Regions from separate parts of the Homo sapiens genome. Here region 1 is linked to region 2. A link is an interaction called in ENCODE POLR2A ChIA-PET data of the cell type or tissue named here. Cell type or tissue: B cell. All regions are shown on one strand. Links, peaks and the distances in the headings refer to the core of each region. The heading gives the core; the rest is flanking DNA.

Region 1 (15,741 bases), core at 5,235-10,234, 460 kb before region 2:
TTTCCTTGGAGTATCTACCCTGTAGTGGGATTGCTAGACCATGTGGTAATTTTAGTTATAACTTTTTAGGAACCTTCATGCCATTTTCCATAATGGTTGTACTAATTTACATGCCCATCAGCAGTGCACTAAAAGTAGCTTTTAAGTGTTCTCACCACAAAAACATGGTAAGCATGTTCTGCGTGTGTTGATGAGCTTGATTTAGCCATTCCACAATGTGTCCATATTTCAAAACAACATATTGTACATGGTAAATATACATAATTTTATCTGTCAATCTTTGAAATTGATTAATTTTTTAAAAACCCCTCTTAGGCTCACACAGCAACTGGCTGAGCCAGCAGTCACATCAGGCTTGGCTGGTGCCAGATCCTTGGTAGTTGGTGCTCTCAGCAGCCACCCTGAATGGCCTCCCAGCGGGAGCTTGCTGAGTATTTGTTGACACAATGATTGGCCCAGCCTCTGGGATCCTAAGCCTACAGCAGTTGTTCTACACTTTTTTCCATTTGAATTGCATTTATAACAGTTGGGGGTATACAATGAAAAAATAAATCCCGATTTCTGGCTTCTCTTAAAACATAGGAAGGTGCGGCGGGCAGCTCTGAGTGCCAGCCCGGTGGCAGATTTTCCAGAGTAGTGGTGTCTTGCCCAGGTATCCGTTTCATTCTTCAGGTTCATTGAGTCTTACAGATACAAGTTTTGAATCCATTGCTCAGGAGCGTTTAGTGCAGATGGTCTCTTCCTGTGTTCTCTGAAAGTGCTGTTAATAGCTGCTTTCTTCCTGCCCCACCCTCCATAAGAGGACAGGGCCGTGGCCCACACTTGAAAGAGGCCGGGGTAAATGCCTGGCCAGAGACACACACCGATGCCTCCAGCAGGCATGCAGGGAGCTCCCTTCAGGTCAGAAGGCGTGACCTTCATCTCACCTGTCGTCTTGGACAAGCCCTTGCGCTGCCTGATTTGGGAAGAGAGGTCGGCCTGAGCGCTGCCTCCTGTCCTTTGATATCTGGCACTGGGAAGTAAAGGGGAGAATCTTGGTTTCCAAATCCCAAATGCTCACCGCTGCCTTTGTTCCCTCACAGTGTGATCCAGCTTTGCTTCCTGAGCCCAATCACGTCATGCTGAACCACCTATACGCGCTGTCTATCAAGGTAATGACATGTCTGTCCCCATGAGAGCTGTGTTGCCCAGTGTGTGCTCTGAGGACCCCCAGCAGTGGAATGACCTGGCGGGACTGACTTAAAGGGCAGCTTCCAGGGTCTGGCACAGGCCATCAGGCTCAGGTTCTGAAGCTGGCCCGGGAATTTGTGGTTTTATGAAGCCCTTAATGATTCTCATGTCCTCTGAGGCTTGAGCCCCTTAGTCCAGCCTTTGATCATTTCCACCTTGTTCCTTAGGATGGAGTGATGGTGCTCAGCGCAACCCACCGGTACAAGAAGAAGTACGTCACCACCTTGTTATACAAGCCCATATGAAGAGCTGGGGGCGGATGGTGGCCCAGGAGACAGCACACCACCAGGCTCCACACGTGCATGCTTTCCCCAAGAGGGAATGGACTGTACATTGCTCATTTCACACTCTTCAGAAGACATTTCATACCTGCCCTGGTCCTGCTTGAAGGTTTGTCCAGGCAGAGCAGCTCCTGCAGCGCCTCGGTCTGTGACAGTCCTCCTAGCACCCCCATGGCTTTGAGCCTCGGGGACTCATCAAGTCCAAGAAAAGAGGGAGGGGTGGCAGAGGATCTGCAGCCCTGGCCCCGCGGTGCATGAGGCTGGGTGCAGTTCTAAACCTACATTCTCGATTTTTCTTAAGCCAAAAATGAATGCTAACTCCTTTGCCAGTAAAATTCTGGGAAACAGGGACTGAGGCCACACATCATTTCCAGTCATCTGTGTGTTTTTAAGGCCAGCCACTTGTCCCTGTTGAGGCCTGGCTATGGAACTAAATACAGTGTTGGTCTTGCCTGTCCTTCAAAATCAACAACAGATTGTCTCTCGGCTCCAGGGAGGTGTCATTTCTATAGAAATTAGAAGCTTTCTGATTTCTAGATGAGGTTTTACAATTGTTTCTTACAGTCATGTGCACTAAGTACTCTTTTTGTAAGCAGAGGTGGCTGGCTCTGCAGCCTTAAGGCCATTTTTTAAGTCACCACGTCTAGAAGTCACATGAACTCTGCTCAGCAATAATCTGTTCTCAGAACAGACTTTTCAACCTGCTGCCGGATTTCTCCATTCAGCTGGATGATCCTCAGGACTGACCAGTTAGCTGGCAGGTTGTCCAGCTTTTTATTCCAGTCATAATAGGTGACAGTGTTAACCGTGAAAACTTGAGAGGCACTCTGCCCTCTTCCCTATAAAATCACACAGCGTGATTTTACAAGGTCCCGTGGCACCTTGCTCAGGACCTCTGCCCCTAGTTAGCAAGACTGCAGCAGTTGCTGTTGCTTATTCTGAAAGGAATGTAGAACTTGACAGCAGCCTTCTGAGTCTGGGTCAGGAAGATGTCCTTTGGACCAAAGCAGACTTCTTTATACGCAGCTCAGTTTCCCGGGAGTCGCCACAGATGTACCCACTAGCCCAGGTTGCTGTGAGTCAGCGGAAGCTCCCGTTATGCCCTTTGCTCCTGGTGGGAGAGGGAGGAGTGAGCTCCCTGGGTTCCAGTATTTACTTGGTATACCTGAGTTTGGGGGTACCCTTTTTTGTGACTTTTCAAAACAGTGAATTACTGTCACCTTGATGGACAAGTTTCAATAAAACTTTGTAAAAATAATTGGACATGTGCCTGGAGGAGCTCTGATTTTATTCAGTCCCTTGGAGAAGAGACTGGAACTCTTCGAGAGTTGCGTTTCAGTACCGTTCTTGTGGCTCTGAGCGGACAGGGCTACTCCAGCTGCCCAGGCCTGAGAACCAGTCCTGTGACTCACACCCATTCACACAGTTTGGAACCTTAAGGGACCCCTAAAACTGAGCCCCTCTGAACAGCTCAAGTCACAAGGGGAAGCTGAAGAGGGGTAACAGCAGAGGCTCCTGGCTTCGGCCAGTTGTTGGTGTCCCCAGGCCAGAGGGTTTGTTTCCTTTTGCTCCTAAACAAGCCCGGTGGGACAGCCTGGGATCGTGACCCTGGCGTGTGAGAGAGCAGGACGTTGTGGAGTCAGAGCTGTTTTCATCCACTAAAAGAGGCCGTGTCCCTCCTCCAAAAAGGTGGAAGGTTATGGGTGTTCCTTTAAGCCTTCTCAGGTATCAGGAAACATTTTAAATTTAGCAGAAAAGCATGCTAATGAGCTCTACCCACTGGTGCAGAAAACCCAAGCTGAAAATGCTATGTAAAATAAGACTGGTTTACTGGAGCCAGTCACCCCATGAGTTCTCCAAGCCCTGGGGCCACAGGGGACTTCCAGGTGAGGTCACTGCTGAGATGATGGAGGAGACACAAAACAAGAGGACATGGTCAGAGACAACACATCTCTGTGCGTATTCAAAGGATTTCATTTTCTTTAAAAAGCACATTATAGTCGGAAAGCCTGCCCACCAAGTGAAAGCCTCCATACCCAAGAAGCTAAAGGTTAATGGTGATTTTACAAAGGTGGAAAAGGAGACCTTGTTTTGCCCAAATCACAGGGGCAAAGCCATATGTCAAATCGTGTCCTATGACCAAGTAATCCTTTCTTCATTAGCATTTCCTTTATGGGTGAGGACTTAGTTAAAGCTTAACTCAAATTGCTTTTCAATGAAGATACATTTTTCCCTCTAGAAGCTGATATACAGATGAATTTATAGAGCCAAATTAAAGCCTAAAAAATTACTAAAATGTAAATCAGTATTGCAGGGCTAAGGCCACAAACAGGAAGTCAAAAGGCCAGACAAGAAAATTGTGCCTGCACCTCAGCTAGCTCAATTAGGAAATCTCCAAGGCTCCTAAAAGACTGAGAGAAAAAACCTGGAACATCATGATACGATCTGTGGCTGAGGTCAGAGACTGAACGAGCCAGTCTAGGAAAGAACAAAATTTCATTTTAATTCAGTTCCTTTTGTATGAGCACAGTTTCACTTTCAAGCATTTACTTCCCATATCTGATCCTCCTCTGCTATTGTGTCACCTTCAAAATTCAAATGTCCCCAATGTGATAGTATTAAGAGGTAGGGCCTTTAAGAAGAGATTAGGTCATGAGAGCCCCTCCTCTCATGAATGAAATTGAGGTTCTTATCAAAGAGGCTTCAGGCAGCATTCAGCTCATGTGCCCTGGCACCTTCTGCCATGTGAGGACACACAGCTTTTCTCCCCTGCAGAGGACCCAAGCACAAGGCGCCATCTGGGAAGCAGAGAGTAGCCCTCACTAGACAAGCAAACCTGCCCATGCCTTAATCTTGGACTTCCCAGCCTCCAGAACTGTGAGAGAATGAATTTTTGTTCTTTATAAATTACCCATTCTCAGGTATTTTGTTAAAGCAGCACTAAATGGGCTAAGACATCCACCAATGTTTACAAATGGTTTGAATGAATTGATGAAGACCCAAGACATGGACCACTCATCAAATCATAAAGTTTCTGAGGAATAAAAGCTTCAGCACTCATCTTGGCCAGCAAATTAGTGGAGAAACAAACTAGAGCCTTCTGCCCTGGTATGCCAACTATAATTGTCTTCAGGAGAAAACATGGAAGTTGTAGATACGTATACATTTCTTCTAAAACCCCAGTCATCCCTATTAATTGTAAAAACATCCACAGGATCCTCCTAAGAGTCATCGTCACTATAGTGAGTCAGACATTTGGAGAAGATCCCAAAAGCTGGAGCAGCAGCCGGAGCCCCGTCTCTGGGACCCCAGCCACTGGCTCTAGAACGAGCCACCAGGCTCTGCCCTCAGGGTGGGCTCCCACAACTACATTGTCGTCTTGTCTTTCATACAACTAAAGAGCCTTTCCCCAGATGAGGATGCCAGCTCTTACTGCTACCTCCCCCTAAAAGAATTCACCCATCCCATCTGAAATACTCAGTGGCCAGTGAGAACAGGCCAAGATGTGTATACCCTTGGTCGATTTTTTGTTTCCTTTTTTGTGGCTCTCTGAAAGACAGCCTGACTTATGCAGAGTAATAAAGTCATTTTCAAGGTTCTTTCATCTACCTCTAACAATCTCTCTAGGGCAAATAGAGTTCCGTTCATCATTAACAGACTCAAGGGAAAACAAAGTGATCAACACTGGACTCTATTTCCACTACCCCCACCCTCCCCAGCTTCAGGAAACAGCTTCAGCATTTGAGTGGGCAAATAAGAAACTATTTTTCTCATTTAACACTGTAGGCCTAGAGCCACGGTCTACATGCTTTAGACATCATTAGCAGTATTTAAATTGCCAAGGAAGACATGGGACTAAAACTAGAACAGACCACGGTTTCTCAACCTTGGCACTATTGAGGCTTTGGGCCAGATAATGCTTTACAGTGGGGGGCTGTCCTTTGCCTTGTAGGATGTTGAGCAGCATCTCTGACCTCCACCCATTGGATACCAGTAGTACTCCCGAGTTGTGACAACCAAAAATGTCTCCAGACATTGTCAAATGTCCTCTGGGAGGAGGGAAGCAAAATCTCCCCATGGCTTAGAACCAGTGGAACAAGCCAGTGTAACCACTGTATTCTGAGAATGGAATCTGAGCTGGCCCCCACGAATGCTTTCTATAGCAAATCACATTCAAGAGGTCCAATTCTGAAGACAGTCCTATTAAGCAAATTCTCTTTTGGCCTAACCCTCCAAATCCTAAAGTTCCATGGTTATGGAATTTGCTATGCAATCAACCTCTTTAGTCCGGTGACAATTAAGTTGTAAGCGCAGAAAACATGACATCTAATTTTGTGCTTATGAAACAGGAGTGGCCAGCATGAAGAGTTAGGCCTCATTTTACGGTGTGGCTGTGGAATTGGTTGGTTGTTTCTTTCGGGCTATTCCTTAGGGTTCAAACACTCTTCCTTGGCACTTCCTTTTGAAACCAAACTATGTTGACTTAGCTTTGGAAGTTTTCTGTGACCTCCCACAATCCTCTAGACAATCACTGAAATGCTTGGTTGATATTTAACAGATGTTTTTCTAATGCTACAAGGAAAGAAAGGTTCACATTTCACCACTTCATCTTCTGAATTATTTTCATTCTTACAACTACGACCTTGTGGCAGATTTTCATGCCCAACAGTAACATCGAAAAGAACAGAATTGCATCTGTGGTTCCCATCACAAGCAACAAAGACAGATACGACTCTGCGAGTCCAATTTTGACCGTGGTCAGACGACTTCATTAGAAAATAAAAATTCAAAGACTACAACCCACAGGAACCATGAAAACAAAAACATCACCATTTGCCAAAACCCGTTTGTCTGGATCGAGCAAGTTTATACTAACAAACTAAAGAATGAGAAAAAATTTATCTTGCAGACTGTAAAAGTTCCTCTACTTAAAAATGGAAGTATTTTCATTTTTAATTACCTTTGATTTGAATTCTTCTCTACAAAGAAATCTACATTATTAAATTGTAGTTGGCCTTTTAATAGATGAAAGATATCTTGAGCTGACCTGTTCCTGGTTAGCTGATTATAGAACTGGGTAATCCATTCTTCAGTAATCCTTTCCAAATGTCCTGTGTGACTGCTTGAAGAGCTTTCCAGCTCTGCAGTCCTATAAAATGACCTTAATAGCCAGTTCATGGTTCACTGGAAGTATTGACCAAATTTCCACAGTCAAACTCTTGGCAGAGAATGTCACCAATCGCTTAATTCCAGGATAGCAGTGTGCCCTAACCACCACGTGGCTTCCTCTATCCCACTCCAGAGGAAAACCCTCCCCACAACGTAAAGAAGGTCCCATCCATGATAATACACCTACACTGACACGCTGGTGATAGTTTTTCTTTCACAGTCTCTCAAAAAAAGAAGAGGTCATTGCACTAAAGCACACATTAGTTTAGATCATTGCTTTATTTCACTAATTGTTCAACAACAAAGTTCATTCCTCTCAAGGTGGATCTTGAATCATTCCTTGTGTTCTCTTCCTCGTTCTGAATAAAAAAGGTAATGAAGAAAAAGCCTGTACTTTTGGAGACCTAGAATCTTGATTGATGCTAATAAGCTTTTGACAGCAATTTCGTGTTACGGTATATCCTGCTGGCATCTTGGTGGTCACACGGAGCTCCCCACCCTCCAGTGAAGATGGCTGTCCACAACTACCACCATTGAAACCAAAAGTAAGTGTTGAAAAATGCACCTTTTACAATAAAAAAGTAGAAACCAATTCAATTTCCTCTTTTTTTTTTTACGAATATAAAGTTTCTTGTAAATATGTACAGTCTTTTGAGCTAGTTCTATATAGCAGAAAGCAGTTCACAGATGAGACACACAATATACATTTTCAGGGCTCAAGAAGCCCATTTCTCATGGAGATCCTAAATGAAATGCCAAGACTGAAAGACCCATTTTCAGTGACCTTTCCAAATACTGTGGACCAAGAGACAAAACTTCAGCAAACATTCAATCAAATCTGCCCTGGGGACGGGAGGGGAGGGAGTACGACCCCACAGACTCCAAGCAACACATAAAACGCCACAGCAGGACATTTGCCAAAGGAGCTACCACATGGAGGTTTGTAGGCGTTTCAAACAAGAAAGCACTTAGGTTAAGACACGAGCAGGAAGGAGCTGGGATGCAGGCCAGGTTGCAATCTGGAAAGGGATCTGAACTGTGGACACAGTTGAAAACACGGTCATGTTCACCTGCTGCGGTGGAAACGGGTCTACCTTTGAGCCTACCTAGGAGGTGCCTGGGTTGTTGAGGCGGGCCTAAGAGTCGTGGAGGACCCAAAGCAACAGATGCCTTGTGGGAGATTAAAGGCAGAAATAAGGCCGCGAGTTAGCTTGCCAACTGCAAAGCCTCTAGGTTGGTTCTGTACCAGTTGCCAGGAATTTCGTACTCTAATAGGAGGGTCCGCAGACCCAGTGGGAGCCGCACTGCACCTAAGGACTTCCCAACCCTGGCGGAGCTGGAAGAGTTGAGCTGCGGCTGCTTTCTCAAACTTCCTGGTCTTAGGTCTAGCCCTAGGGAAAGGCTCATTTGGAAAGTCACAGTTTCGTGGGGTAGAACCGCGCTGGATTGGGTGTGAACAGAGTCATCCTCTGCAGGCAGGGAAGTGTGAAGTTTGGAGGGGACACTGAGTGGGAGGTGGTGGTTTGCTGAAATCCTTCTCTGGTCGTAAGGCTTGAGCGTTTTGTTTTTTGTTTGTTCAGTGCTACAGACTGCAGCTTGTGGTGGCCAGTTAGTCGGCAAGTCGTCAGAGGGTCTCGATTTGGCAGGAGCTATGGGATGGTATTAATACATTGGCAGAGCAACCCAAGGGGGCAGCACATGCAGTGAACTGCCATGCAGAACTCCCGACGGGCCTCTTCCCCATCCCAGAGTGGGGAACAACACGCCGTCACAGACAAGGAAGTGGGTGCCCCCGTCCCCTCCCCGACCCCGAGACCCAGGAGTGCTGGGCTCCGAGCAAGTCTATTGCATGCTTTCCTGGCCAAAGCTATATGGAAAGCGGGAACAGCAGGCTGGGGAGATGACGCTGGGGGGTGGGGAAGGAAAGCGTCTCGAGGTCCCTTGGCCCCAAGTCACTGCCTCCGAGCTGAGGCCCCGATGACCTCCATACATTCTCAGCTGGTGGGAGGGGAAGTCGTCAAGGCCATAAAAGGCAATGAAAACAGTAAACATTTGGCTACGATGTCACCCTGGGGAAAGCAGGGCCATCTATGAGAATGAACAGGAACAAGGATGAACCTACTTGGCTGCGGGAGGTTGGCCAACTGACCGGGACTGTTCTACACTATGCCTCGGTGGCAAAGACCTGATGATGTGGTCGAGCTAAAAATGACTACAACAGGAAATACGTCGCTATTCAAATCTATTAAGAATTCTGTTGTCTTAAAAAAAAAAAAAAAAAAAGGAAAGAAACAAAGAGAAAAAAAAAAGAAAAACCAACCAATCCTAGGATCTTAAAGTAGCTAATTAGGATTCTAACCATGTTGTAGTTAGCATCCCGGTTGGTTTCCTTTGATGAACTAACTGGTACAGGCTAGAGCTAGGTACAAAAGTTTGTGAATGCTTTGAAAGAGTAACAAAGTGCAAAGAGATGACTGCAGGGAGGTGCCCAGGGCAGGCACCGGGCGCTGACAGCTCCGAAGAGCCTCAGCCACCTGCCCCTCCTGGAGACAGGGGTGTCCGTGCCGAGGTGGGTCTGGGCCCCGCTGAGCCAGAGGGTGGCTGAGCACGTGGGCGCTTGGGTCCCCATCAGCAGAGTTCCATAGTGTGTTTGGTGTTTTCCTGCAGATCAAGATGAGGAGTTGGTTTTTCTGGCTGAGATTTATACTGAAGACTGGTCCCAGACCTAGGAGTGAAATAAGGAGGAGTGTTAGCCATCCGAGGCCAGAAGTTGCTGTGCTCACCTTGCATGATGCAAATGGGAATCTGCAGCCCCTGGGCTATCCCCTTCAGCAGCTAGCAGTGAGTGCTTGGCAGGGCAGCACCCGCTCCAGAGCCTGGGGAAGCCAGGGAGTGAAACTCACTGGAAAATCCCAAAGCCGTGTGTGTACCTGCGATGCTGTAAGCATGTGATACACACACATGCACATACACAGTTTCATCGGTCAATTGGGAGGGATAAGAAGCCATATGGATGGTGTTTCCTTCTTTCTTTACCAGCAGGTGAACTGCAGGTGGCATCAGAAGGAGAATGCCACCCAGAAAATCAGCCCCAAATGGCAGAAAGGTGGCTCCTTGACCTGCTTAGCCTGCTAAGGAGGCACCAAGCACTTGAGCCATGCCCTGCCTGGGGGAGCCCCTGGTCTTCCACACCCATCCCTCTCCTCGATCGCAAACCTAAAATTACACAGATCATTCATGCACATGATTTAAACATTTCCAAAAGTTCAAAGTTCTTCTGGAAGGCAACCACTGTGAACACTTTCTGTGTAGCCTTCCAGAAAAACAATTTATATATACACATGTGTGGGCTGAGCGTGGTGACTCACGCCTGTAATCCCAGCATTTTGGGAGGCCAAGGTGGGAGGATTGCTTGAGCCCAGGAGTTCAAGACCAGCCTGGGCAACATAGCGACATTATGTCTCTAAAAAAAATAAAAAGGGCCGGGGGTGGGGGTGGGAATCAGACAGATGGTGGCTTGAGCCTGTAGTCGCAGCTATTCAGGAGGCTGAGGCTGGAGGATCACTTGAGCCCAGAAGTTCAAGGCCGTGGTGAGCTATGATCACACCACTGCACTCCAGCCTGGGCAACATAGTAAGACCCTGTCTCTAAAACAAAACAAAACAAACAAACAAACAAACAAACAAAAAGTGGGGGAAAAAGTTAGCCAGACATGGTAGCTACAGCCCATATTCCCAGCTACTCAGGAGGCTGAAGTGAGAGGATCACTTGAGCCCAGGAGTTTGAGGCTGCCGTGAGCTATAATCACGCCACTGCACTCCAGCCTGGGGTAACAGAGCAAGACGCTGTCTCTCAAAAGAAAAAAAAAAAAAGAAAAGCATATGTGTGTATGTGTGTGAATCTATATCTATGTTTGAAAAAAGCATGCAACATTTCATATAGGATGCTATCATTTGGGTTTCAAAAGGAGAGCACACATATATATTTGCTGGTACGCACAGAATATCTCTAGAAACTGCTACCACTTGCCTCTGGAGAAGGGAAAACATTTTTTGGTAGCTATTATATTTTGAGTTACATGCATACATATTTTCCTTTTCAATTACACACACGTTATCCATTTGCTTAGGAAGCTCTTTTTTTTTTTTTTTTTTTTTTTTTTTTTAAGACAGAGTCTCGCTCTGTCACCCAGGCTGGAGTGCAGTGGCGCGATCTCGGCTCACTGCAAGCTCCGCCCTCCGGGTTCACGCCATTCTCCCGCCTCAGCCTCCCAAGTAGCTGGGACTACAGGCACCAGCCACCACACCCGGCTAATTTTTTGTATTTTTTTCGTAGAGACGGGGTTTCACCACATTAGCCAGGATGGTCTCGATTTCCTGACCTCGTGATCCACCCGCCTCGGCCTCCCAAAGTGCTGGGATTGCAGGCGTGAGCCACCACGCCCGGCCAGGAAGCTATTTCTTAAGGTACATTTTCTTCCTAAATTCCTGTGTCTCGCAAAGTCTGAATTACAGTCATGGAGTTCCTTTTTTAAACAACAGTGGCCCCGTGGGGGCCTCAGTTCCCCAAGTCACTCCTGGCCTCCGCAACAGACACACAGGCCTCGGAATGCTGCCTCACCTTGTTCACCTGGGACAGCGGGGTCCTCACGGCTCCCGCAGGCAGCCGGCCCCTGCTGCTGTCTTCAAACAGCCTCCCGGGGGACCGCTCTCTCCGCGTGCTGAGCATCCGGCCGGGGGACTTCTCTCGCTCCAGGGGGCGGCCAGGAGACTTGTCCCTGCGCAGCTCGGTCCGCCCCTCGCGGTAGCGGTGGGGTGTGCTTGGCTCTCGCGGGTGGCTGGGGCCTTCGGGCGGCGCTGGGCTGGAGGCCACGCGCTTGGTGATGTGCTCGTTGTACGTGGGTGGGCCTCGCTTGTTGGGGCTGCTGGCGACACAAGAGGAACGTAGGGAGCTGCGAGGCCACAACCCCAGAGGGGCATTTTCCTTCTTACCTGAGCAACCCCCTCCTTGACCCAGCCTCACCACTGATTATCAAGAGATTAGACCTGGAGTTCTTTGGACTTTGCCTGCATTTGATTTTGGTAGCAAAGACAGGGAAGAGAGCAAAGATGGCAACAAAAGACAACCCACCTTCCTCAGTGCAGGCTTTCATTTACTGAGCACCTACTGTGTGCCAGGCCTGTGCTAAGTTCTTCATCTGCCATCTCTCATTATCTCATTAAATCATCACAGCAGCTCCTGAGCTATGAACAAGCATGACCCTCACTGTACAGGCAAGAAAATGGGGACAGACAGGAGTTAGGTGACTTGCCTGAGCTAATGAGTGGTAGAGCTGGGATTCCAATAAAGACCAGTTTGATAGGCCAGGCGCAGTGGCGCACACCTGTAATCCCAGCACTTTGGGAGGCCGAGGCAGGTAGATCACGAGGTCAGGAGATCGAGGCCAGCCTGGCCAACATGGTGAAACCCCGTCTCTACTAAAAATACAAAAATTAGCCGGGCGTGTTGGCGTGTGCCTGTAGTCCCAGCTACTCAGGAGGCTGAGGCAGGAGAATTGCTTGAACTGGGGAGGCGGAGGTTGCAGTGAGCCAAGATCGGACCACTGCACTCCAGCCTAAGTGACAGAGCAAGACTCCGTCTCAAAAAAAAAAAAAAAAAAAAAAGACCAGTTTGATGTCATAAGCCCCATATAATATCCTACTGACCTACTATTTCCCAGAGCCTAGAAGGCACAGAAGGAAGTCATCAACTAGGAGGTCAGCCTACTAAGACCCAGAAGTCAGGGACCCACAAAGGCCCTCAGTGCAAGGAAGCAGTTTGGAGAAACCCTGTACTGATCACTGTTAACTGCCATGTCTGTCCCACTCCTGGGCCTCGTGTTTGGTCACCTCTGCCCCCATGTGGCTTTCCAAGAGTCTCTGACACCTGATGCAAATGCAGATGCTCAGAAGGTGGATGGTTCTCAGTCATGACAATAAGACGACCGAGAGGTGTAGGGATCAGGCCTGATAGAGTCAGGAAACTGAGCAGGGCAGACAAAGTAAAGCGGGCTCAGAAAACGTCCCAGGCCTCAAAGGTTGATAATTAGTAACCAAGCAGTTGAAAACACTGCGGCCTTTTTGTACAACCCAACCCAATCCTCCACCCACTCCTGGCCTGGATATTTCAAATGAAGATTTCAGCAGACCCAGGGGCCAAACTCCCTCTCTGAAGATGTAGTAAGACCTACAAACACAGAGAGAACTGAAATGTGGCCTTCTGAGTCAATTCTTTCCCACCCTTGATCAGCTCTAAAAGTACTAGGGTCCCTATTATCTCAGCATAATTTGTGCTTGGAAAAGGCCCTACTTAAAATGGAGGAAAAAAATTACAGTGAATATTACTTGAAAACATATTTTGTTTGATTGAGGCTTTATCTTGGAATATAAACTTATTTTATGCTAGATATTTTTAGTATTTAAATTACAATGCAATTACATGCTGATTCCAAAAATGAACCAAGCATGAATCACAGAATGATTTGTTTTGTGCTAATTGTCTCAACAAAATTGCTGCTAACATGCTCTGACACCAACGTTGGACACATTGGACTTTTGCAGTGGATCCTAAAGAAGGCTCTTCAAAAATATTTGAAAAAGCCGGGCACAGTGATGCATGCCTGTAGTCCTAGCTATTAGGAAGGCTAAGGAAGGAGAATTGCTTGAGCCCAGGAGTTCAAGACCAGCCCGGGCAATATGGCAAGACCCCGCTTCTAAAAAACTAAAACTAAAAATTAAAACAAGAAAAGTGTTTTCCCAAAGGACTATCTTAATCCTTGATATTTAAATCCTTCTCATTGGAAGAGGCTATAATTTTATCAACTTGTTCATTTCTTTCTTCAATTATTGGTCTAACTGTATCAGAACCTCTTCTGTCAACGTCCATAATTGAGAAGCGACAGCAAAGACAGTGTTTATTGTGGAAGGAGAGACTCTAGAACAGGCTTGAGGGCCAAATCCGGAAGATGCTTGTTTTTATAAATACAGTTTTATTGGAATGAAGCCATGCCCATCTGGTTATGCATTGTCTTACAGCTGCTTCCGCATGACCACAACAGGGTTGAGCAGCTGAGACAGAGACCATATGGCTCACAAAGCCGAAAATATTTACCATCTAAACCTGTGCAGAAAAAGTTTGCCAATTCCTCCTCTACAATATAACAGAGAAGTTGGTGTGCAGAGATAATTTCATAAGGGCTCAGTTCATAGTGAATAGTTTCATGCCATGCTCTTGCTTTCCCATGCAACTGTAACGTTTGGAGATTCAGACAACGAATGCTCAGAAGGCCAGAACCCCTGTCTCTGCAGCAGTAAGATTTAAGATAACTCAGATTTCAACATCTTGAAATCAAGGTTTATATTCATCTCTAGCCATATGGCTTTGAAATCTGGAAGACAAACAAAAAAATAAATTCCGAGTAGGAGAACTACATTAAGCCTACTTGTAATGGAAAAGAAATGATAAGATGTGTCCACAAGAAACTATCATAAAACAAATGAGAGGGTGCTCACTGGCCAGGGGAAGAAGGATTGCTCAAGGGAAGGCCATTCAGGACGTCAGCTGAGATTAACGGGAGGAAGGAACACACCCGTCATTCCAAGCCAAGTGGGCAGTCTTCCATCTCCTTATCCATTAATGACCCATAATCTACCACATCAATTTTATGGTTTTTTGGCAAGGAGTTACGTTTCCTGCTCTGCTAAACAGACCAGGGCAACGAAGCCTGCAGTGAATCAGACCCAGAAAGCCAACCTTCTACATTCTCAACTGCCCAAAGAAGTCAGCGACCAAAAGATCATTCTATAAGCCAAGAGATAACCAACTACTGATTTTCCAGACATGCCACAGGAAAGCAAACACTTTTCTGCCCCTCGTTCTCAGGAACTGGAACTGTTTTGATCGCACAGTAAGCAACTCCTTTGAGAGACTATATAATCTCAAAAGCAAGGTGCCTGGCCACCTATCCAGTGAGGCAACGGAGGAAAAAAATCTAATTACAATATTTCAATGTGTTTCTGGCATGACTTGGGAACTACTTAAAAAAGATCTAGACATTTTCAGGGGAGGACTGTGGTGCACTGAGCAGTCACTCTTGAAGCAGGGCCAAGCCAAGAGTTAGGAGCATTTAATTATTGGCACTTCTGGTTTTTCAGCAAGTTCCTCAGGTTAAAACCACACTAACCAAACATTTCAGATTAATTAACTCCTATACATCAACAAAAGAGAGATTATTCATTAGGACAGTCTTGCCCAAGATCTTGGTATTTTGTAATATTAGTTGTGGTTCTTCCACCAAATTATGGGCTCCTGGAATATAAGAACATGCTTTCTACATCTCTGTATCCCCAGCCATAGACATTATGTCGGGCACATGGTATGGAGTCCACATAACTATTTAGAAGGTAGACACACCTTATAATAATCCAGAAGATTATCTTAGGTCATTTATTCCCGGGGTTAAATAATCTCAGACCTTCTTTGCAGGCCAAGGTTTCAAACTTCCTACACCTCGAGCTGGATCTAGCTCCTAGCACTGTGTCAAGACGAGGCCAGTCCCACTTCCACACGCAGCTGGTGGGATGGCAAATGGGAGAAGCCTTCAGGGCAGAAAACTCCACACTGTCCATCAGATTTACAAATCCACATCAGCCATCACCCATTCACCCACACTTTTCTAGGAATTTATCCTACAGATAGATTCCTCAGCATGTAAAATGACGTAAGGAGAAAGTCATTTATTGCAGCAACAGATTGGAGACAACTCGAACAGCCATTAATGAAGAAGCAGTTAAACCAATTAAGGTACAGCCCTGATAAGGAAGGTTGTGCAGGCATCTGGGGAGAAATGAATGAATAACTACTTCTCACACTGACACGGAGCAATCGCCAAGACACATCAAGGTACAGGAGAGTATGCAGAATATGCTGCCACTTGTATTAAAAAGGAGGGGTGGTTGCGTGTAGTGGCTCACACCTGTAATCCCAGCACTTTGGGGGGCCAGGGCAGGCAAATTGCTTGAGC
Region 2 (15,741 bases), core at 6,684-11,683:
TTTTTCAAAATAATAGCATTTCACATGTACTGAGTGCTTAGTATGTAGCAGGCATCATGCTGGACATAACCTCATCTAATCCCCATATCTAGCAGCCCTTCATGAGGCAGCTGGTATTATTAGTCTCACATTGTAGGTGAGGAAACAGGCTTAGGTTATATGGCTTTCCCAAGGTCATCCTGGTCACAGAGCTAGTAAGGACGACTTGGAATTGACCCATGGTGTAGCATGTCTGAAGTCCAAGGTCTTACCTCCCTCTGCTATGCGGCTCTCCACAATAAATCTGTTGCCCTGCTGCTACATGACACCTTGTATCAGGCTCCTGCAGACAGACCTGTTCTCTAAGATCTGAACAAACTCATCAGCCACTCACCTTAGCCAACAAGAGGCTGAGTGTCTCGAGCAGAGCCGCCTTCACATTCCAGCTGAACCTGTCCCCCAGGATGCGGATCAGAGGGCCAGTGATGCTGACCACGGAGGGCCTCAGGGCGTCAGCCGAGGTCAGGCGGATTACCAAGCCTAAGGCTTTGGCTGCCTCCTCCTTCTGCTCAGGGCTGCCAGTCAGGACTCCTTCCCGCAACACTGGAAGGATGGAGGTCACTCCCTGACAAGAGAACCACAACTGAGAGTCAAATCTCAAACACCCTGGGCCCTGGTGTCTCCCATGCAAGCAAAGTGGTCCTGACAGCTGTCCTCCCCTCAACTCCATGGGAGATATTGATTTGGGCTGAATCTCAGGATCACAGCCTGAGAGGGCTGGCTATGGAACGGTCTTGGCAGAGAAAAGACGACAAGGGCCCCAACAGGCCTATCACACAGAGAGAACATGCACTGCTGTTACCCTGTGGCCCACTCACTCTGGCCAAGGTGACCTGCAGAGCTTAAACCAAAGGCAGCATGAACCCTGTCCCCATCTGACTGCCATGGAAGAAAACATGCTGTCTGCGAAGGTGCTGAACACCAACCACCACGGCTACTGCTCCAGCAGCCCCTACCGCAGACCTGGGACAGGGGTAAGGGCCAGAAGGGCACAACAGACTGCACGCCCACAGCCCCCTGCACGAGGCCCTGGCTTACCTTCTTCGGGAGGCAGAATCCTGGCACATGCTCGCCTTTGCTCTCGTTCCCTATGAGCCGGATTTCCTTGTGCAGCTCTTCAATGAGTGCCAACTGGTTGCCAGCATCCAGCTTCTGCAGGAATCCAGGAAAAAGCGAGAGGATGTACAGCCCTCTCAAGACTGCTTCCAAAGAATATATGGGGAAAGCGTGGGCGGGAGTATAAACAAGACTTGCCACGAGTGGGTAAACGCCGAAGCTGAGTGACAGGTACGTGGGGGATTCTTATAAGTCTATTCCTGTAAATGTCTGGAATTTTCTAAAAGCAAAAGTTGGCTGTGGGGTCAGCAGTCCCCTCACCTTAGTGATGGCATTTAGGGCATCCCAGCTCTCCTCCAGAACCACAGGGCTGGAGTCATTGAAGAGGCGGATCAGGCCCGAGACCAGGCTCCGCAGGTGGCTGGTGTAGTCAGCCTTTGAGCGGGAACAGTAGATGTTGAGGATGATGGCAGCAGCTTGCCTCATGCCCACCTCAGGGCTGCGGGTGGCCTCCAGCAGATCCTCGATGATGATCCGGTGCCCTGTGTCATCCTCTACGGAGAGGATCACAGCCTGACAATTGGCCATCTCCTGCAAACCACAAGGGACATGTGTGCTGAGCAGGGATCCTCCGGGCAGACGGGACATGAGAAAGCAGGAGCAGGCTCGCCCCTTACCAGCTGCTCATCTGGGGTCCCAAGCTTTTCCTTCAGGGCCAGCATGACCGCTGGGAGGATCACGCCAAGATGACGGGTGAGGGCATCACCAGCCACTGACGAAAGGAAAGCCAGCACCCGGGTGTTGACAGGTGGCGTTGTCAGCTGGTGGAATGACAAACATTAACTCAGTGAATACTGTGCCAGGTGCTGCGCTAGGCTCTGGGAACAGACGGGTGGGCAAGAGAGCCCAAGCCCACTGCTCAGAGCCAAGCATCTACTCCAGCATATCTTGGAAGACAACAGGGGAAGGATGTAATGCTTGCACTGCACCCTCCTCCCCCAGCCCTCCAACATCTACGTTCAGAACTGGTCTTCACTGCAGGCCCTGGAAATGTCAATGCCCTGGAGCCAGAGGGTGTTGACCACATGTTGGGATTTACCTTGGGCACAAGGTAGGGCAGCACCACACGACTCTTAATAGCCATGACTTGCTTCAGACCATCCAAGGCAAACTCTGACACCTCCTCGTCATCCTGCAGAGGGTGTTGGGGACAACCCTGAGGAATCTGCATCTCTGCTGTCTCAACCAGCCACCGCCAACTTCCTTCTCCACTTGTTTCCCTCCCTCCTGTTGCACCCACATTTCCTCACTGCCGAAGGCGAAGCACAAAGCCAAGTCTGATCTTGCTATACCCACTCCCTCTGGAGGGCCCACATTGCGACTGCCTTGGCAGAATAATCGCCCTGTATTTTCCATCTACAAAGACGGCAAAAGCCAAACTGGTAGGTAGGTGTGTGGTAGATCCACTCACCAGCTGCTTTAGTAAAAATGGGAGAATGTCCTCCAGAGCCTGGTGGCCGATGGTGGAATGCAGCTGCTCGAAAGTCTTGGCTGCCGCCTCTCTGACCTCCTCCAGTGGGTCACACAAAGCCTTCCTTGCCGTGGGCACGAGGGATTCAGAGAAATACAGCACCTGCAATGGCAAGCTACAACTGTACCAGATGCAGGAAAGGCAAAGAAGGAGCAGAAGCAGACAAGAAGCACAGGCAGGGGACTCTGACCCAGCTAGGCCACCCTAACTCTCTTTGCCTGACTTGTCTTTTAACTTAACTCTTTACTGTGAAATAAAAAAAAGGAGAGAAGGGGCCGGGCACGGTGGCTCACACCTGTAATCCCAGCACTTTGGGAGGCCAAGGTGGGCGGATGACTTGAGGCCAGGAGTTCGAGACCAGCCTGGTCAACATGGCAAAACCCTATCTCTACTAAAAATACAAAAATTAGCTGGGTGTGGTGGTGCACACCTGTAATCCCAGCTACACAGGAGGCTGAGGCACAAGAATCGCTTGAACCCAGGAAGCAGAGGCTGTAGCCAAAAGAGATGGTGCCCCTGTACTCCTGCCTGGGCAGCAGAGTGAGATTGTCTTAAACTAAAAATTTTAAAAAAATTAAAAAGTAGAGAGGGGCCGCGCACAGTGGCTCACGCCTGTAATCCCAACACTTTGGGAGGTGGAGGCAAGAGAATCACTTGAGGCCAGGAGTTTGAGACCAGCCTGGGCAACATAGTGAGACCTCACCTCTACTAAAAATGCAAAAATTAGCTACGTGTGGTGGTGCACACCTATAGTCCCCAGCTACTCAGGAGGCCATAGCGAGAGGATCACTTGAGCCCAGAAGGTCAAGGTTACAATGAGCTATGATCGCACCACTGCACTCCAGCCTGGGTGACAGAGTAAGACCCCGTCTCAATAAAAAAAAAAAGCAGAGAGGATGTGATGCACCCCCATGTATCCTTCACTGAGACTTAATAATCAACAGCTTGAATCTTTTAGGTGAATTCTCAATATACCTCCCATCTTCTCTAAGAACTGCAAACTCCTTCCCATGGCATCTGGCCCCCTCTCTCCCTGGACTCTTTCTTTTGCTTATTCTCTTGGAAAACTCCAAGTCCTTCTTCAAGTCTCAATCCAGACTTTGTGCTCTATGAAGTCTTTGGGTCTACAATGGAGCCAATAATGGCTCTGCTCCCTCAGTAACGATCCCAGCACAGCAAAGCCCACTCTGCATTCTAATGACTGGTTGGCATGTGGGCCTTGCCATTGGACTGTGGGGACTTTGCAGACAAGAACTCAGCCTCTGTGGAACTCTACCTCTCCAATGAATCACAACTCTTTCTGATGACAGAATTTCTTTTGATTCCTTGCCAAATGTAAATTTTAAAAACCAAACGTAAGACAAACATCAATATAGGAGAAGAGGGATCTGGTATCCTAGGAATTCAGACAAGGATGCCCAAGCCAAGCAACTGGCCACTTGCTTACATTTCTAGCGGGCCATCCACTTAATTGCTTTGGCGTTTTCATCCAAACACGAAGGCAGTGCCTAAAAGCACTCCTAACCTACTCCCCAGGGTGGTCTCCAGGATCATTTAACTCAGGAACCAAGTAAGAGTAATGGACTTCACACCCCTTGAACGTTGCTGCTATGGAAACAGTATTGTTGCCAGACGCAATATGCTTCCTCCCACCTGGCACCACAACTCTTACCTGCTCCCCTCCTGCTAAGGGTGAGTGCACACCCCCTCCCGCACCCTCCTGCCCTACCCACTCACACAGCTGTCCATCCCCTTTCCCAGAAGGAGGTGCACACATTTTAACTGGACTTATATAGCATCACAAAAGAGACTGATCCTGAGCAACCTCCACAGTTGTAAGAGAGCGATCATCTCCAGTTTCCAAAGGCCACTCAAGGAGGCATCCAAATCACTTAGCTCTTAGCCTGCAAAACTGACAGGAAAGCTGAGAAGACGGAGCCTCAAGTCCATGTGGCCCAGCCAGCACCTCCCCAGAGTGAGACTGGCTCATCCCTGAGGGCAGCACAAACCCCCTAGAGGTGAACCTCCTTCAGTAGCCCTCCCCCGCCCTCTGAGTCAGGTCGTCTGCAGTGCACAGCTGGCGGGATCCTTGGAAGATACTCACGGCATCCCGGCTGGTGGACTTCATGATCTCACTTAGGCCAATGCACACACCCTGCCTCTCATCGCTCTTCTGAGACCTCAGGCCTTCCTCAAGGATGGGGATGATCTCGGGGAGGATTTTCTCCCCTAACTTCCGCACAAGATCTCCCAATGTTCTCGCTGCAATCTGTCAACAGAGACCAATCCAGGAAGTAAAGTCCCTGCAAAGCCCAGGGCACCCAGAGGAGGACTCCAGAATGAGGGCCCTGAAACCTCCCAGGCTTTATCTGAATCACTGACTTAACTTCCCCAAATGCTCTTACCCCTAAAGAGCCCCCAAATACTCTCTGTAGTGCTTGCAAAACACTACCAAAAAATTATCTGTTTCACACACACCTACACAACCTAACATTAAGAGCCAGCAGCACCTTACACATGTACAAAAAATTCATCATCTGCTGCACAGTCAAGGGCCAATTTCCCTGGATGACTGAAGCCTTAACACTGTGCTATGGCTGAGCAGGAGCCGAATCTGGAACAAAGCTTTAAGGAAAAAAAAACATCTACTTTCTGAGACCTCATGCAAACCCTTCTTTAGAGCCAAATACACAATTTGCTTGCCAAGGATGGGGGGTTGGAAGTAGACCAAAGGAGATGGGCAGAAATGATCACCAGCCCATCTGGGCACCTCCTCCAGGCCCACTGATCTGTCTGCCCCTGCCAGCGCGCCAGCCTGATCTCATGCCGCACTGCTCCTCCCTGCCTCCTCACTCCAGCCACACTGGCCTTGCTCAGCCCCTACTGGTGCTATGTTCCTGCCCACCACGGGACCTCTGCATATCCTGTCTTTGTATCTGAAACATTATTTATTCCCTCTGTCTGGAATGGTCTTTCGCCACCTCCTCACCTGGTTAGTGCTTACTTATCTTTCATCTTCCAGCATCATTTCTTCTGAGAAGTGTTCACTAACACAGGCCCATCCCTCCCCAGCAGGTCAAATGCAGCTATTATAAGCATTTGCAGTGCCATGCAGCACTGGCCACAGTCGCATTTTACATCTCTTTGTGTGGTTATTTGATTAATATCCATCTCCTCGACTAGACTACCTCTCATGAGGATAAGGAATGAAGCTGCCTTTCTTCTCCATTGTGTCCCCAGGTGCTAGGCCCCTGCTTAGTGCACAGGAGATGCTAATAAATATTTGCAGAGGCCAGGCGTGGTGGCTCAAGCCTGTAATCCCAGCACTTTGGGAGGCCGAGACGGGCGCATCACGAGGTCAGGAGATCGAGACCGTCCTGGCTAACGTGCTGAAACCCCGTCTCTACTAAAAATATAAAAAAATGGCCAGGTGTGGTGGTGGATGCCTGTAGTCCCAGCTACTCGGGAGGCTGAGGCAGGAGAATGGCATGAACCTAGGAGGCGGAGCTTGCAGTGAGCTGAGATCACGCCACTGCACTTCAGCCTGGGCGACAGAGCAAGACTCCACCTCAAAAAAATAAATAAAATAAAATTAATCAAAAAATATTTGCAGAATGACTAAGTAAAGAACACAATGTCCCTCTGTTAGGCAGGGTGGATGGGTACTTTCCCAGGCTCTGCAGACCCAGCCTTCTAGGCTCTGAAAGGAGGCACTGGGGCTGCTGGTCCAAAACAAGGCCCAGGAAACTCACCGTTCTCTTATCTGCACACGTGCTGGCCAGGAAACCCAGCAGGAGCCCAAAGAGAGTGGGTAGGATCTCACGCAAGGTGCGGGGGGTATTGGAGACAACAATCTTCCAGACATGCAGGGACGCCTGCCGCACCACCAGCTGGGTGTCTGAGCGGCCCATGTACAGCCCTGCCAACACCCGGTTCCGCCGCTCTACCCCCAGGGCAGTGATGATCGCCTGCAGCCAGTAGAAGGGGACAGAGAGTAGTGAAGCCTCTATGGCATGGGCATCAGGGCACACCCTACCATCAGCAGGGGCAGGAAAGCCACTGCAGGCACCTTGTTGGACTGGGCAGTTCCAAAGTTATCATCCTCAGAGGCAGTTTCTGTGGTCATCTTCCCAGTGACTCCTGAGATGTGAAACAGGAGATCCCCAAGGAGCTGAACAGAGCTGAACCTGAGAAGGAGGCCAACAACACAGTCACACAGCTGCAAGGAGTGGGCTCGGCACAACTGAGCACTGCACAGAAGATGGAAAGAAGTGCACCCAAAATACTCATGACGGTCATCTTGGAATGGGAAGAGTCAGGTGGTTTACATTTCTTTACACTCGCCCACATATTTTCCAAGTTTTCTACTAATGAACATACATTAATGTTGAGGGAAAAAAACTTTTTAAAAACATGTAAAAATTTCTATAACAAAAGTTATAAAAAATAAAGTGAGTACAAAAGGGGAAGCATTAACAGGCAAGTAGGAAGACTGATCATCAGAAGTGGAGGAACCAGGAGAGGCCTTAAAGGATAAACTATTTCAGGCCAGGTGTGGTGGCTCACGCCTGTAATCTCAGCACTTTGGGAGGCCAAGGCAGGCGGATCACCTGAGGTCGGGGGTTCGAGACCAGCCTGACCAACATGGAGAAACCACGCCTCTACTAAAAATACAAAATTAGCCAGGCGTGCTGGCAGGTGCCTGTAATCCCAGCTACTCGGAAGGCTGAGGCAGGAGAATTGCTTGAACCCGGGAGGCAGAGGTTGCGGTGAGCCGAGATCATGCCACTGCACTCCAGCCTGGGTGACAGAGCGAGACTCCGTCTCAAAAAGGAAAAAAAAAAAAAAAAGACCACTGTATGAATGTGCTATATTTTTAAATCAACCTCCAATTTTTCAAATGGTAAGCAATACTGCAACAAACATCCTTATGTCTAACAGCTTTAAGCACTTGACCATTCCCTACATCCTTGAAATATATTCCCATAAGTAAAATTTTTAGATTAAAGAGTACTTGACACTTAAAATCTGAATACAAATTGGAAGCCTGTATAGAGAGGACTTTTTAAAAAAGAATCAGAATAAAGACATTGCTACAGGAAACTGGAAAAGTTACAAAATGGTTAAAAGCAAGGGTCTGGAAAAAGTTGAGAGAGTTCTTGGCAACATTCTGCTCTTCATTTCTCAACTGGAGTTATCAAAATGCAAAGTTCAACCCTTTGGATCTTTTTTTTTCTCCTAAGACAGCGTCTTGCTCTGTTGCCCAGGTTGGAGTGCAGTGGCACAATCTCGGCTCACTGCAACCTCTACCTCTGGGGCTCAAGTGATCCTTCCGCCTCAGCCTCCTGTGTAGCTGGGATTACAGGTGTGCACCACCATTCCCAGCTAATTTTTTATTTTTTATAGAGACAGGGTCTCACTATGTTGCCAGGGCTCATCGTAAACTCCTGGGTTTAAGCAATCCTCCTGCCTCGGCTTTCCAGAGTGCTCGGATTATAGGCATGAGCCACCACGCATCATCCCCACTGGGTCTTTCTGCCCAAGTTCTCACCTGATTCTCCAAAGGTCATCAAAGAGGCCTTGCTCTAGCTGGGGCAGCAGCAGGGCGATGGCTGTCTCAGCGTACATGGAGATAACCCGCTGGCCCGCGCGCAGGGCGGTGTCACGCACAAACTCATTCTCATCAGCAAGAGCCTGGGCACACAGAGGGTGGGTCAGCCAGAGCTGCCACCCCCAGGCCCCCAGCCCAAAAAACATGGGGCTCACTGAAGGCTGAGGGCTCTGCCAACCAACCCCAGCCAGCAGGGATCTCTAGCTCTCCAGGTGAGCACTTGCCTCCTGCCCTCCTCAAGGACTCTACCCTTGCCAAGGTCATGGTACCTACTTTGAGGATACAGGGGATGATGGGCCCCACATAAGGAGTAAACTTGTCTCCAAAGGTGATGGGCAGGTAGTTAAACATCATAATGTAGCCATCTCGGACATGGGGTGCAATGTCCACTTTGCTGGCTGTAGCCACGATTTCTGGCATCAACTTCTCCAACTTCTCCACCCCCAAACCGGCCATGACCTCAGCCAACCCTGCAACAAAGGACAGAATGAGTCCACTGGATCTGAGGGCCCCTTAGAGCATTCCCAGGCTGGCCACTGGACCTGCTCTGGCCTTACCCTGTGCAGCGCCTGAGCGATCCACAGAGCTCTGCTCATAGGTCAGTGTCTCCATCAGCCACGGCAGCAAGTCCTCAAAGCACGACTCCCCCATGCCCTTCACCATGGCCCCAAGGGCCTTTGCAGATACGGTCCGCACCTGTCAGGTAACCGAGAGCAGAGATGGTGTGAGAAGATGAGGCTCAAAACAAGGTAGCCACATGGGAGCAGGAAGGGGCACCGAGGGCCTCTTTCTCTTTACCCAACAGACACAAAAGCAGCTTTGGGGAATTCTCAGGAATCCATTTATGGGGACTGGATGAGGGGCCTGGCCCATCCCCCAGCCTACCTCAGACTCACCTCAGGCACAGGGTCCAAAAGCGATGCTTTCAGGCCAGGCGTCACGCTGGGCAGGTACGGAGCCAAGTCCTGCAACAACACAGGAGGCGGCTCAGGTGAGGCCCGACTCCTGCTTTCTCCAGGCCTGTTCCACTGTGGACCCTGACCTCCCCATTCTGCTGGCAAGGAGTGCTTGGCAGGGGCACCTAGCATGCAAACCTCACTGCCCACGGAACAGGGAGGGCAAGTAAGTCCCCTCTCCGACTGGTTCCTTCAAGGCCCTCTGCAATTGCTCAGGGACTCCTACAAGGGACCCCAGGCCCATCCTCAACAAACAGGAGTTCAATGCTCTTGCACCTCCCACCCTTCTCTTAGGACCAAGGCCTGTCCAGACTCTGGAATCTTTAGCAAATTACTTCTGGTAATTTCCTTTCAGAATTTTATTAACATCTTCCCTTTCTTCATCTCAAAATGTTTATGTCTTTTGATAGAGCATTCAGCTTTAGGGAATAATTTTAAATACAGAAAATGCCTTATGTTCACTGCAGCATCACTTAAAATAGCCAAAAACCTTGGACACTATATGACCAATGATAGAATTATATAAGTTATGGTATATAAACTTGTTGAGATATTATGTAACTATTAAAAATCAGTTTTGTGAATAACTTGTTATAACTTGGGAATAAGTTTTAAGTTTAGGAATGCCATTTTTAAATGTAATTTTAAAAATTAACAGTAATTGGCCGGGCACGGTGGTTCACGCCTATAATTCCAGCACTTTGGGAAGTCGAGGCGGGTGGATCACCTGAGGTCAGGAGTTCGAGACCAGCCTGGCCAACATGGTTTCACCCTGTCTCTACTAAAAATACAAAAATTAGCCAGGCATGGTGGTGGGCGGCTGTAATCCCAGCTACTCGGGAGGCTGAGGCAGGAGAATCGCTTGAACCCAGGCGGCAGAGGTTGCAGTGAGCCGAGACTGATTCAGTGCACTCCAGCCTGGCAACAGAGCAAGACTCCATCTCAAAAAAAAAAAAAAAAAAATTAACAGTAATTATTTTCGTGGTGGGGAACTGTAGATAAAATATTTTGGTTTTCTAATTTTTTTAATTAATTAATTTACTTTTTAAGACAGGGTCTTGCTCTGTCACCCCAGGCTGGAGTGCGGTGGTATTATCACGGCGGTATTATCACGGCTCACTGTATCCTCAACCTCCTGGGCTCAAGCTATCCTCCCATTTCAGCATCCCAAAGTCCTGGGATTACAAGCATTAGCCACCAAGCCTGGTCTGTTTTTCTGGTTTTTTAATTTCCCAAATTTTCTAGGATTAATATAACTTTTATATATTTTTTTTGCCCATAGCCTCAGTAAGCAAAGCAGAGCTATGGCAGACAGTGAGACCACACATGTGAGCTCCTAAGGCAGACAGTGAGATCACACATGCAAGCTCTTGGGAGCAAACAAACAAACAAACAAAATCTCCCAAACCAGGCTCTCCTGACAACAATACAGGAGTATTCTTGTCAAGAGCAAGTAGTCAAAGTGGCAAGCACTTCAACACTCTTGAGAGGTCAAAAGAGAAGACAGGCCTTTCTGGGCCTCAGCTGAGAACTAAGAAGGACTTGAACCACTGCGCTAAGATGCCCAGAGAGCCCGGATTTCCACCACAAAATGGCTCATTTCTCCCCATAAAAATAATTAGGGACTAACGTCCATAACTTTCCATGTCTAATGTGGGGACTCTGCACCTCTGACTCTGCACTCAAACATCTTCTGGTCTATCCCACACTAGCCTCAGCTGGGCCGCTACCTTCTGGTCTGTCAGGGAGTACATGTTGCCAATAATCTGGGCTGCCATCTTCCGCGTGTCCGTGGAACGGTCCTGGAAGGCTCTCTGGACAATGGGCATGATGAGGGCCAGGGATGGGGCATCAATGAAGTGGACAAACTTGGTGTCCAGCAGGGTCTGCAAGCACTTCTGGGTCTTCCTGGAGGGATCCGTCAGGGCATCCAGGAGGACTGGAGCAATGGCTGCACATCCAAAGAGAAGAGAGCTGGATGATATACATCTATGCAGCTGCAAGGCCCCTGGGCCCCCAGAACTAGAATGGATCAGAAGAGAAGGGAGTCTGGCACACCTCCTCCCTGAAACCCCACAAGTCACCAGCTGGGGAAGACAGGAAACCCACAAAGAGCAATCCTTGTTTCACTCCAACTCCTGACCTCAGGTGATCCGCCCGCCTCAGCCTCCCAAAGCGCTGGATTACAGGCATGAGCCACAGAAATAAAATTTTTGAAAAGCATGTATCCTTAGTAAATTTCTGGTTTGCCTATCGGTAATGGAGAAGTGTGTTGAAATCTCCCACTATGATATAATGTATTTGTTAACTTTTCCCTATAGCTTTATAAATTTTGTTTTATGTATTTTGAGGTTATTCCACTTTCCAGACTGAAGTACTGACTGGGCACTGGCAGCTGAAGCTTAGAATTTAACAAGTGACATGCTGGTCAAGGTGGCTGGCTGGGTTTTGTTCCTAGCGATCGACCTCTTCCCAGTACTTGAGAAAGAACCACATCCAGAGTAGTCAGGTTAATCCTAACCCTTCCTTAACCCTCCCCTCTATCAAAGGCCTCCTGGAATGAGATGGAATAGCAAGTTTTCACAGGTCCTAACATTTTGAATGGTGCTGATGTGGTCCAGATAATGTCATTCAGTTCTGTTGACCTCATGCTCAGCTTAGTGCACAGGGATCTCTTGGAGTCAAACTGCTCCTGAGCCAATGACTCAGTGTCCCTATTTCACTGTGAACATATTTGTCCTCGGAGGCAAAGATCTTAGCTGAATGGGTGCAAGTTCCCTGCAGTGTCCAAAGGCTGCGGCGTTGGTGGGAGGTCAGGGCAAGCACCCTCACGGGAAAGGCCTACCCAGGATCTCCGGGTTCCTGATAACGGAGCCGATCTGCCTGAGCGCCTGCTGTCCAGCCTTCTGGACTTTGACATGGGAGTCGGTCAGCACCTCCGTAAGCTTGGGCACAATGTTGGGTAGACAGGATGACAGCTGCTTAGGAGCACAGTACGCCATTGCCCCAAGAAGCTCCACTGACCCTGTGGATAGCAGACACAAGCCCAGTACTGAATCACTGAGCAAAGGCCAGCAACTCACCTGTGCTGGCTACATGAGCAAGGGACATCTACCCTGGCCCCTGCAGACGGTGCTCAAGCAGTCACTGGGAGGAGGGGAGAGGGGGCTGGCTCTAGCAGAGGGGTCGAAAAAGCTCTTGTGGCCTGCTGAACAGTGGGATCCCAGGTGAGAGGCAGGGCAGTATGGGAGAAAGAGACCAGGATAGGTAAGACCTGGTTTAATCCTTACAGTGAGATCCAAGGCCAATTCACTGAATTTCTCTGAACTGTTTCTTCATCCACAAATGAGGAAACTGATTTAGATTTGTGTTGTTTCAAACTACAGGGTGAAGCCTGAAGGACTGAGAAGGAGGTTGAGTGGGAGGGCCTTAGATGGTGATCCTCCCCCAACTAGAGCAGCTCTACTTTTATCTGTTTGCTTATTAGGGTGCCAGACATTTTATTTATTTATTTTTGAGACAGGGTCTCACGCTGCTGCCCAGGTTGGAGTGTGGTGGCAAGATTATAGCTCGCTGCAGCCCCAAACTCCAGGGCTCAAGTGATCCTTCCACTTCAGCCTCCTGAGTAGCTGGGACTACAGGCATGCACCACCACACTTGGCCTATTTTTTTTTTTTTTGGTAGAGGTAGGGTCTTGCTATATTGCCCAGGCTGGTCTAAATTCCTGCCCTCAAGAGATTCTCCTGCCTAAGGTTATTTTCAAAAAGAGCTTTCCTGGGGGGGGAAAACTTTAAAGCCAAAGAGGAGCTTTAGAGCTTTAGGATATCCTGACTTAGGGTTGTGGCTCTTGTCAGAGACCTGTTTCTTGGCATGAAAGCACATAAACTATAGAAAGATCCAACTGCCAGAGGGAGAGCTGGCCAGGCGTGGTGACTCACACCTGCAATCCCAGTGCTTTGGGAGGCCAAGGCAGGAGGGTCACTTGAACCCAGGAATTCAAGGCCAGTCTGGGCAACATAGCGAGACTCCATCATTACAAAAAAAAATACAAAAATTAGCCAGGTGTAGTGGCATGCTCCTGTGAGAATGGTTTGAGCCCCAAAGGTAAAGACCAGCCTGGGTGATAGAGCAAGACTCCATCTCAAATTTTTAAAAAGGCAGAGTCTTAACCCTATCCCTGGTCTGGGGAGCTCACAGGACAAGAGCTGTGGCTACCCAGGATCCTTGCTGAGGCTGGTTTTCATAACAGGAAGCTGGGAAGAGAGGCAGAGCGAGTGGTCTTACCAGCTTTGGTCCGCCACGATTCCTCCTCCAGGGCAGCCAGTAAGGAGGGGAGCACCAGCTTCACCCCGTGAGCACTCAAGTTGCTCATCACAGCCTTGGCACAGTCATCTGCAGCCTCAAGGGGGGAGAAAACACATTCAGGGGCCTCCTCACCCAAGCAAGGGGCAAGGCCTGACACCAGTCCTAGCGTTCCTCCTATAACCAACGCTTACTGGGGTTCTATTATGTCAGACCCTGTGCCAAGGCCTGCAGACACAGCTGGGAACACATCTCATAAAGTTTCCATGCTGTTCTCCCGAGCAGTCCGGGGACTTACCTCACGCACATACTGGTTTCCATCCCCAAAGCACAGGAGCAGATGGGGCAGCACGTGAACCACATACGGCTCAAAAAGTTTCCCCAGCATGGTGCAGAGCATCTCGAAGGCAAAGAGGGCTCCTAGGGGAAAAGAAGGTGGGACGGCTGGGAAGAGAATGTCCCCTGGGGGTAGCCACAGAGAACAGAAGGGACAGCAACCTCCCTGCCACCTCCCACCCCTCTGGAAACACTCAGAAACAGCTGTGGAACTAGTAGATGCCCCATGAGGAGGCAGCACCCTCTGCCTCAGCTCAAGAAGCCCCAGCAAAGGAATGTGGCTGAGCGAAAGGGAGGACAGCACAGGGGAGCCACCTTCACTTCTTGGCACTAACAGTTAAAAAAGCCAAACCTTGGCCGGGCGCGGTGGCTCACACCCATAATCCCAACACTTTGGGAGGCTGAGGCAGGCAGATCACGAGGTCAGGAAATAGAGACCATCTTGGCCAACATGGTGAAACCCTGTCTCTACTAAAAATACAAAAATTAGCTGGGTATGGTGGTGGGCACCTGTAACCCCAGCTACTAGGGTGGCTGAGGTAGGAGAATTGCTTGAACCCAGGAGGTGAAGATTGCAGTGAGCCGAGATTGTGCCTGGAGACAGAGTGGGACTCCATCTCAAAAAAAAAAGAAAGAAAGAAAGAAAGAAAAGCCAAACCTCTCTCAGCTAAGGGTGTTGCTGAGTTAGAAATTTGTGGCCGGGCGCGGTGGTTCATGCCTGTAATCCCAGCACTTTGGGAGGCTGAGGCGGACAGATCACGAGGTCAGGAGATCGAGACCATCCTGGCTAACACGGTGAAACCCCGCCTCTACTAAAAATACAAAAAATTAGCCGGGCGTGGTGGCGGGCGCCTGTGGTCCCAGCTACTTGGGAGGCTAAGGCAGGAGAATGGCATGAACCCAGGAGGCTGAGCTTGCAGTGAGCCAAGATCACGCCACTGCACTCTAGCCTGGGCGACAGAGCGAGACTCCGTCTCAAAAAAAAAAAACAGAAAAGAAAAAAAAATTTGCAAGTCCAAGGAAAGCAGCAAGGACGCAGCTGGACTGGGTCGCACACAGCGGGGCCCTCTGTAGTACACGCACAAGCAACGGCCTCCACCTGGGGCGCCACGGTCAGATTCCTTCCTCTGGCAACCTGGGGACCAACTTCCCATGCTGGGCAGCCCCAAGCTCAGAGATGCTCACCCTCTCGCCGGCGGAAGTTCTTCTTATCTTGGATGGCATCAGTCAGTGCCGCCATCATCTCCTGTTGCTTCAGCGAGAGGATGCCCAGGCCCTTCACCAGGCCCGCCAGGCCATAGGCGGCCCCTTTGCGCTCTGCGTACTTGTCTGACTCCAGCAGCTGCTGCATAAGCCTCTGGATCATCCCTCCAGCATCCTCCTTGATGGCTGGCACAAGGGGTGGCAAGCAGCTGGCTACGGACTCCTGGACCTGGGGAAGGGCCCACCTGTCAATGCTGTGGCTCCGCTGCAGCCGTTTCATGGTTGGTGGGGGGTCTGACCATTCTACACAGCACCCACCACTAGATGTCCCAAGCCCCATCTCAGCCACTGCCTGCGGATGTCACAGGGCACCAGAGAAGCAAACAGGTATACACAGTGTTGTATACCTCTGAGGGTGCACACTACAATCTGCTGACGACAAAAGCTTTGGCCCATATGGTGCCATTTCTGGTCTAAATGGAAAACCTAGGCCTGGGCAGTGGGGCAGGGGACCAAGGAAGGGACTCTAAAGACTAAATCCACTCAGAAAGAAAGCTTCCAGAGAAGTGTGCTGCTTTGCCTCCATAAAAACAGCCCGTGTCTCTGTTTCCAAACTTGTCAAAATCACAGAGAAATTGGGCAGGGCCTTATAGGACCAGGCACAAATTGAGTGGAACCAAAAGACACTCAATCCTGCCTCCCAGCCG

The links. Peaks named below come from ENCODE experiments on the same cell type or tissue, not always from the same donor. Only the 100,000 strongest peaks of a DNase experiment are listed, where the experiment ranks them.
Region 1: POLR2A ChIA-PET joins it to region 2 with 10 read pairs; 2 of 35 experiments call an interaction of 5 or more read pairs at or near these places.

The regions. Positions count from the first base shown.
Region 1 is chr12:119,678,851-119,694,591 of GRCh38, forward strand. CIT (citron rho-interacting serine/threonine kinase) reads right to left here. Exons shown (of 48, transcript NM_001206999.2): 47 at 11,301-11,604; 48 at 6,941-9,405. The coding sequence ends at 9,382. It overlaps LOC124903033 (a long non-coding RNA gene), which reads right to left and starts at 6,636. Exons shown (of 2, transcript XR_007063485.1): 1 at 6,472-6,636. PRKAB1 (protein kinase AMP-activated non-catalytic subunit beta 1) reads left to right here. Exons shown (of 7, transcript NM_006253.5): 6 at 1,083-1,151; 7 at 1,398-2,769. The coding sequence ends at 1,475. RefSeq lists enhancers at 357-1,556, 3,152-3,211, 3,382-3,511, 8,900-9,770. In B cell, for the core only: no CTCF peak of the experiment used is centred there; no DNase peak of the experiment used is centred there.
Region 2 is chr12:120,136,129-120,151,869 of GRCh38, forward strand. GCN1 (GCN1 activator of EIF2AK4) reads right to left here. Exons shown (of 58, transcript NM_006836.2): 34 at 15,017-15,263; 35 at 13,794-13,915; 36 at 13,478-13,592; 37 at 12,039-12,218; 38 at 10,924-11,144; 39 at 9,134-9,202; 40 at 8,795-8,933; 41 at 8,511-8,707; 42 at 8,178-8,320; 43 at 6,696-6,813; 44 at 6,379-6,594; 45 at 4,731-4,895; 46 at 2,567-2,728; 47 at 2,195-2,287; 4 more. Among named protein-coding and RNA genes, the nearest start is that of MIR4498, 12 kb to the right of the region's middle. In B cell, for the core only: no CTCF peak of the experiment used is centred there; no DNase peak of the experiment used is centred there.